Linked DNA regions of Homo sapiens: region 2 is linked to region 1. Evidence: chromatin loops called from intact Hi-C (ENCODE). Cell type or tissue: B cell. All regions are shown on one strand.

What was found. Peaks named below come from ENCODE experiments on the same cell type or tissue, not always from the same donor. Only the 100,000 strongest peaks of a DNase experiment are listed, where the experiment ranks them.
Region 2: a loop joins it to region 1, with 19 times the contacts of the local background. A loop is called at or near these places in 2 of 110 quality-filtered maps.

The regions. Positions count from the first base shown.
Region 1 is chr19:19,384,748-19,388,747 of GRCh38, forward strand. It overlaps LOC124904656 (a long non-coding RNA gene), which reads right to left and starts at 1,390. Exons shown (of 2, transcript XR_007067163.1): 1 at 910-1,390. It also overlaps a transcript of GATAD2A not described here. RefSeq lists silencers at 500-839, 1,180-1,319. In B cell, CTCF peaks have their summits at 2,076 and 2,298; DNase peaks (open chromatin) are centred at 904 and 1,894; H3K4me3 peaks cover 2,448 bases; H3K27ac peaks cover 2,412 bases.
Region 2 is chr19:19,513,897-19,517,896 of GRCh38, forward strand. It overlaps TSSK6 (testis specific serine kinase 6), which reads right to left and starts at 1,652. Exons shown (of 1, transcript NM_032037.4): 1 at 323-1,652. The coding sequence starts at 1,531. The coding sequence ends at 710. NDUFA13 (NADH:ubiquinone oxidoreductase subunit A13) reads left to right here and starts at 2,329. Exons shown (of 5, transcript NM_015965.7): 1 at 2,329-2,436. The coding sequence starts at 2,343. RefSeq lists a silencer at 1,898-2,017 and an enhancer at 2,228-2,507. In B cell, no CTCF peak of the experiment used is centred here; DNase peaks (open chromatin) are centred at 441, 750, 1,301 and 2,295; H3K4me3 peaks cover 1,712 bases; H3K27ac peaks cover 1,266 bases.

The sequences.
Region 1 (4,000 bases):
GGGGAGGCAGAAAATCCCCAAGATATCTTCAGAAACGAAGGTGGAGGGGGGCGCGCAGCCCTCACTTTCCTCAGATAAAGGAGGGACAGGGAGAGCGGCCCCCAAGAGTGCTTAGAAAAGGAGTGTATGTGCCCCAAATATTCCTCGGAAAAGGCGGTGGACCCTGGATTCTCCAAATGCTCCTTAGGGATCCCGAACTCCCATGTTTTCTTAGGAAACAGAGCTGGGGTCCCGAATCTACAACATAATCGTGATCCCGGCAATTGTCCTCAGAAAACCGGGCAGGGCAAGAAACCCCCAAACTCTCTCAGAAGAGGGGTCGGGGCAAGATTTCCGAAGATCCTCCTCAGAACGGGGGCCAGGGAAAAGAATCCCGAAGCAGAGTCTTCTCAGAACCGGGGCGCGCGCCAGAATCTCCAAGATTCTCCTGGATAGAGAGGGTCGAAGCCACAAGACGAGGCAGAAAGAGCGCGCGGCCACCGGAGCCCCTTAGAAACACTGCCAGGCCACGAAGCGCCCGGGCTCCTCAGAGGCGCCGCTCGCAGCCCGTCGTAGCTGCCCCACGCCCGCCTGGCCAAGGCCGCCTCCGGTGCATTATGGGTGGGGAGCCCCTGCAGAGCACTGCGGGGAACCCCCTGCCCAGCCAGTTGCCGGCCGCCGGGTGGCCCAGGCGATCCGCCCTCCGGGGTCCCAGGGAGCCGGCCACGAATTGACTCGTCCCCCTAGGCCCCGCCCCTCGCGGGGTTCCCGCCCCGAAGTTTAAGTCCCGCCCCCGCATGGCCTTGAGTGGCTCTGCGGCCCGCTCCCATCTACCATTGGCAGGATGCCTGTCAGTCATTCCGTCCCGCCTCCTCGGACCCGCCCCGGCCGGCGGCGCGATCCCGAGAACCAGCCGGCCCGCGCACTCACTGGTCGTCATGCGCTGTCTGTCATGAAGCTGGCCACACCTTCCATGGGGTGCGGGTCCTGGGAGTCCTGGCTGGACCTCATTGGCTTGTGGCGCCTTCACTCGGAGAGACGCGCCTCAACCCGGAAGTGTGCGAGGCGAAATCTGCCTAGCAACCGGGGAAGCCGGGCTGTGAAGCGGGCAATTTCAGTGTGAGACTGAGCCGCGAGACTGAGCTGCGGCTCCGAGCGCTGCGCGGCGGCTCCTCCCGCCCAGGGTCAGCGCCCCGGCGCGCGCACGCGCACCCCCGCCGCCCGAGCGCGCCCCGCGCCGCCCGCGCAGTCGGTCGGTCGGTCGTCTGTCCTGTCGCCGCTGCCGCCGCCGCCACAGCGGCCGCCGCGGGCGCCACCTGAGGGAGTCGCCTCCGCGGGACGCCACAAGACCTGACCGGACTGCGCCGCCCGAGGCCGTCGGCCGCCGTCAGCGAGGGCGCCGAGCAACTTCGGTGAGTAAGGGGCAGGCGCCGCTGGCGGGTCCCCGGTTTCCGGTGCCCCAGGCTCTCTGGGGCTTCCGCTTCTCCCGCACTACCTTGGCCGAGTTTACTCCCTTCTCCACAGCACTTCCCCCTCAGGGGAGCCCCTGCTCTGGGCCCCCCCGCCTCTCCAGGGGACCCCCGCCTCTCTAGGAGACCCCGTCTCTCTTAGGGACCCTCGCCTCTCTTGGGGACACACCCGCCTCTCTAGGGGCCTCCCTCCTCTCCAGGAGACCCTTGCCTCTCTAGGGGACCCCGTCTCTCTTGGGGACCCCGTCTCTCCAGGCAGGGGATCCCATCTTTCTAGCGACCCCCACCTTTCTAGGGGACTTTCTTCCCATCTAGGGGACCCTTGCCTCTCTAGGGGACTCCCATCTCTCCAGGCAGGGGACCCCGCTTCTCTAGGGGAACGCTGCCTCTCTAGAGGATCCGTGCCTTTCTAGAGGATCCCCACCTCTCTAGGGGACCCCGTCTCTCTAGGGGACCTCGTCTCTAGGGAACCCCCGTCTCTCCGAGGGGAGCCCTGTCTCTCTAGGCGACCCTGCTTCTCTGAGGGGACAACCCCTCTTATCAGGGGCTCCCCCGCCTCTCTGAGGACCCCTGCCGGAGGGAACCCCCACCTCTCTGAGGAATCCTGCCTTTGACAGGAACTAACTCCCTTCTTTGGGGATCCCCAACTCTTTGAGAATTCCCGCTTATCTGAGGGGACTCCCTTCTTCACTGAGGGTCCCTCTACTTTTCTCAGGAACCCATCCTTTTGAGGGACCCCTGCCTCCCTAGAGACCCCTTCCTATCTGAGGACCCCCGCCTCTGAGGGGAGTCCCTTTCTCTGAGGGACCCCTGCCTCTTTGAGGGGAATCCCCATCTCTCTGAGAGACCCTCTGCCTCTCTGAGGGTCCCCCGCTTTCTTTGAGGGGCCCTGGCCTCTCTAAGACCCTATCCTCACTCCTCTAAGGAGAGACCCCTGATTCTATCAGGGTGTACTTTCTCTGAGGGATCCCCCACCTTTTGTGGACCCCTGGGGAACCCCTTCTTCCCCGGGGGACCCCTCTTTTCAGAAGACATTGCTGCTTCTCGGAGGAAGCCTTGCCTCTCTGTGGGGATCTCCCCACCCCCACCTCTCTCAGCTGTGGTCCTACTTTTCTGACTTGTCCCCCTTTCTTTTTTTTTTTGAGACAGAGTCTCATTCCGTCTCCCAGGCTGGAGTGCAGTGGTGCGATCTGGGCTCACTGTAACCTCTGCCTCCTGGGTTCAAGCGACTCTTCTGCCTCAGCTTCCTGAGTAGCTGGGACTACAGGCACCCACCACCATGCCTGGCTAATTTTTGTATTTTTGTAGAGAGGGGGTTTCATCATGTTGGCCAGGCTGGTCTCGAACTTCTGAGCTCAGGTGATCCACCCGCCTCGGCCTCCCACAGTGTTGGGATTACAGGTGTGAGCCACCGTGCCTGGCCCCCGCTTTTTGATGAGTGCCTTCACTTTCCTGAGGGGGTCCCCCACTTCTTTGAAATGCCCATCTGACTGGATCGTTAGTTTTCTGAGGTATACCCCTACTTTACCAGTATCCTTCTTTTCTATTTCTTCTGGGCCCCCAAATGCTCTATGGATCCTGCAGTTTTCTGAGGGGTCCCCAGTTTCTCCAGAGGTTTTCCCCTTAACTTGAGATATCCCACTCCTGTAGGCTCCTCACATCTCTGAAGTGTGTCTCCCCTTTTCCAAGATATCCCGTCTCCCGATGGGAGACACTGTGGATCTTCTTCACTTCCCTGAGGGGTCCCTCTGAATTCCGTGGGGTTGCCTCCCACTTGCCCTCTTTCTAGAGGCTTTCCTCTTGATTTTCTAAGGGAGAAACTCTTTATTTATCCTTGGAGCACTCACATCAAGCTTCTCCTCCTTTTTTTTTTTTTTGGAGATGGAGTTTCGCTCTTGTTGCCTAGGCTGGAGTGCAATGGTGTGATCTCTGGCTCACCGCAACCTCCGCCTCCTGGGTTCAAGCAATTCTCCTGCCTCAGCCTCCTGAGCAGCTGGGATTACAGGCATGTGCCACCACACCTGGCTAATTTTGTATTTTTAGTAGAGATGGGGTTTCTCCATGTGGGTCAGGGTGGTCTCGAACTCCCAACCTCAGGTGATCCGCCGGCCTCGGCCTCCCAAAGTGCTGGGATTACAGGCGTGAACCACCGCGCCCGGCCAAGCTTCTCCTCTTTCTGTCTGTGGCACCCACTTTCCCCCAACTGTGGAGGAAGAGAGCAGAAATGTACCCCTCCTTCAGTCTTTGTTGCCACTCTAGGGGTATTCTCTGGACTTTTATTTCGGTTTCCAGGAGCCTGGAGGATTTTGTGGCTGGAGGGGAAAGTCAAAAAGCATGATTTCCTCATGTCCCTCTAAGACCTGCTAGATTTGGGGGAGCAGGAGCTGCTACTAGATGACCACCTTAGTTACTCCATTTTCCAGCCGTGAGGCCATCACAGTGTTGTCAGGCCTTTGTGAAGACAAAAGGGACAAGGGAGAAACATTGTATCCCCATTATCACACTGTCAAGCTGTGGGAGTGACCCACTTCCTGTCCCATCCCTCAGTCCTC
Region 2 (4,000 bases), 130 kb after region 1:
TTACGTGGAGACAGGCCACCCTCGCCCCACCCCTGGCTGTTCCATTCTTAAAAGATGTGGACGGCGAGGCGCTGGGGTCCACTTGCTTCCCAGCCCATCATCACAGCGACATCACGACCCGGGGACAACAAAGCTCCTTTGAGTTTGCCCATACTGGGGAGCTCAAAAGGTCCAGGCTCGAATCCTCCCGACTCCCTTTTGAGTCTTGGAGCAATAACCTCAACATGCGTGACTCTAAAATAGGGTACCCGCGCCTGCCTTCCCCGGATGGAGCGATCGCTTCTCCACTAGTCCGCAAATGGGGGCCACCGTTAGAGCCAGGTGCGAGGAACAGCGAGTTTATTGCAGGTTCCAACCGGGAACCTGGCACCCACGGCTGGTTGGGAAGGGACGCCCTCCGCGCAGAGGCTGAGAGTTCCGCGCAGGCGCAATGCTTCCGTCCCCTCTGGTCTCGCCCTCTCGGGGCCTGGTCGCAGGGAATCGCGGATGCGCATGCGCCTCCAGCTCCCGGGATCGCGGGGAACGTGGATTCCGAACAAGGGCAACTGCGGACTCCCCCGTGGGAAGAAAGGGAGGGAAGCGGAAGGGAAAAAGCGCATGTGCAGCAGCACGCGGCAGCTTCGCATATTCCCTCGAAGCGCGCCTCTTGCGCGTGCGCCGCCCTGGCCCAGTGCCCTTGGCTGCAGGAATGGCTGGAACCACCCGGCTTCTAGCCGGAGTCCCCGGCGCGCAGCCAGCAGTTGCGCGCTACCTGGCCCGCGGAGGGCCTGGCGGACGGGCTGAACTGCAGCAGCTCGGCGATCAGGGCCTTGCAGCGCTCGGACAGCTCGAGGCCTTCGGGATAGAGCACGCCGCGTTTCTGGCGCCGGGGCAGGCCGGCGATGTCCGAGTCGTCGAAGGGCATGCACCCGGTGACCATGACGTAGAGCACGACGCCCATGCTCCACACATCGTACTTCTTGGGGTCGTAGGGGATGCCCAGGAGCACCTCGGGTGACGCGTAGGCGGCTGAGCCGCAGTAGGTGGTGCTCAGGTCTGGGTAGCCATGGGCCTGGCGGCCGAAGCCGAAGTCGGTGAGCTTGACGCGGCGCTCGTCCGGGCTCAGCAGCACGTTTTCGCACTTGAGGTCGCGGTGCACCAGGTGATGATCGTGCAGGTAGCGCACGGCGCCGGCGATCTGCGCAAAGAGGTCGCGCGCCTGAACTCCGGGGATGCGCCCGTTGCGCTGCACGGCTTGCAGCAGGTCGGTGGCGGCCGCTTCCATCACGATGTACAGTTTCCCGTTGCACACCTCGATGAACTCGAAGACGTGCACGATGTGCGGGTGTCGCACGCCCCGCAGGATGGACAGCTCTCGCGGCAGGAACTTGTTGACGAAGTCCGGGGGCGCTCGCCGCCGGTCCACCACCTTGATGGCCACGGTACCCTTGTACTTCTTGGATGTGGCCACCTTCACCTTGGAGTAGCTGCCCTCTCCAATTGTGCGGCCCAGCTTATAACCGAGTTCGCTCAGAAGTTTGTCTCCCGACATGGTGGCGCCTAGGGCGCACGGGGGGCAGGAGGCGGCTGCTGTCGGGGGGCGGCCGGACTCCAATCTCGGGTCTAAGCCATGGCGCTTGGCACCTACACCCCCGCACCCCCATGTGCCCACTGCCAGACATTGGCCGCTGTTGTGCCTTTTATTGCCCCGTAACAATTTTTGCCTTGTGAAGTGACTGCGGGCGTCACTCCGCCTTAGGGTGGGGGTCCGGGACCCCGCCCCGGGGCCACCCTAGCCTCCCTGCTTTGTGACTCATAATCATCCTGAATGGTCAGTTTCCGATGAGAGGCCACTAGCAAGGGATACCCATCACCACCAGGGAGCAGAATCCGTTCCAGGGATTGGGGTGAGTCCGACTTCGAGCAGCAGCTGCCCCCCAACATCATGTACCCAGCCCGTGACTACGTGGAGCCCTGGGCTTCGCGTAGAGTCCCTAGACGGGGCGAAAACGGGAAAAGGGGCCTTAACTGGGGCACCTGGCTCCTTTGAGAGCTCGGAGTTTCTGACTGGCCTGCGCAACACCCCAGAGGCAAGGTGAACGCGAGGGCCTATAATGCAAGAACCAAGGCGAGTCACGCCCTGTCTGGGCAAAAGAGGAGTAAAGACCCCTCAGCTGCAGCCCGGCAGCGCATTCCTACCCAGGGTCCGCCGCCAGAGCTTTCCCGCGCGGTCGGATAGTTACACTACTGTCCGGGACTTCCTAGCCGTGCCGCGGACCATCTCAAGTGCTTCCGCCACACTCATCATGGCGGTGGCAGTAAGTCACTTCCGCCCGGGACCGGAAGTGTGGGATACTGCGAGTATGGCGGCGTCAAAGGTGAAGCAGGACATGCCTCCGCCGGGGGGCTATGGGCCCATCGACTACAAACGGAACTTGCCGCGTCGAGGACTGTCGGGTCAGTATCACTCTGCGCCGGGGTCTCAGAGTCTGGGCACTCGGGGCTCGGGGGCGGGGTTCCGGGGACACAGGCGGGCCTCAGTTTTCCCGGCGGTGTGACCGGAGGCGGAGCCCGGGGATCCATCATAGCTTCTGTAATAACGCTAAGTGCTGCAGTTTGTTGAGGTCTTTCCCAGCTCCTCTTCCTTCTCGTAACAGCCCAGGAAATCGGTCCCTCTAGTTATTTACGTTTTACAGTGGGTTAAACTGAGTCATAGCCTGTGCTCTGGCCCTCAGCCACCCTTGGATTTCTAAGATGGGGAAACTGAGGCCCAAAGAAGGCCGCGGCTCCCCAAGGCAAAGCTGAGGCCGCAACCCGGAACCTGGAGGGAATTTACAAGATGTTCTATGCAGTGGTTCCCTGCTGGCAGCCCCCGCCTGCATGGTGTCACAGGAATCCATATTCTTTAAATTTTCAATTTTTTTTTTTTGAGACGGAGTTTTGCTCTTGTTGCCCAGGCTGGAGTGCAATGGCGCCATCTCGGCTCACCGCAACCTCCGCCTCCTGGGTTCAAGCGATTCTCTTGCCTCAGCCTCCTGAGTAGCTGGGATTACAGGCATGTGCCACAACGCCTGGCTAACTTTGTGTTTTTAGTAGAGACGGGGTTTCTCCATGTTGGTCAGGGTGGTCTCGAACTCCCAACCTCGGATGATCCGCCCACCTCGGCCTCCCAAAGTGCTGGGATTACAGGCGTGAGCCACCATGCCCGGCGTAAAGTTTTCAAATGTTTAAGTAACACGTTAAATTTTGTTATCGGGCTCAGCACAGAAAATTGAAAAAGAGAACTTAAAAGGCGCCCATACTCAGTCCCCAGGTTAACAGACAAATAGAAACTTTTAAACGTAATCTAAGAGTGAATACATACATTTCTTTTTTTTTTTTTAAGACGGTATGGTTCTGTTGCCTGGGCTGGAGTGATTTCTTGGCAACCTCCGCCTCCTGGGCTCAAGCCATCCTCCCACCCCAGCCTCCTGAGAAGCTGGGATTACAAGCATGCGCCCAGCTTTCTGTATTTTCTATAGAGATGGGATCTCGCCATCTTGCCCAGGCTGGTCTCGAAGTCCTGGGCTCAAGTGATCCACCCACCTCGGCTTCCCAAAGTGATGGGACTATCGGCATGAGCTACCGTGCTCGGCAGAATGCATGTCTCTTAACAAATCAAACTTTACATTTAAATTACATGTTATGCACATTATTCCTCAATTTTAACACACACACAAAAATGAGCATGGTAATTAAAAACGTAATAATTCAGACAGTAGAAAAATCAGTGTGAGGTGAAAAGTCCTCCCCAGCCCCTTCTTGGTTTTTTTATTTTTTATTTCTACTTTTTGTAGAGACAGGGTGCAGCTATGTTGACCAGGCTGGTCTCAAACTCCTGGGCTCAAGTGATCCTCCAGCCTCAGCCTCCCAAAGTGCTGGAATTACAGGCATGAGCCACCGCGGCCAACCTCCTCTTGTTTTTCTTGTATCCCAGAACTGAGATTGGCAGACTTTTTCTATAAAAGGGACAGATGACAAG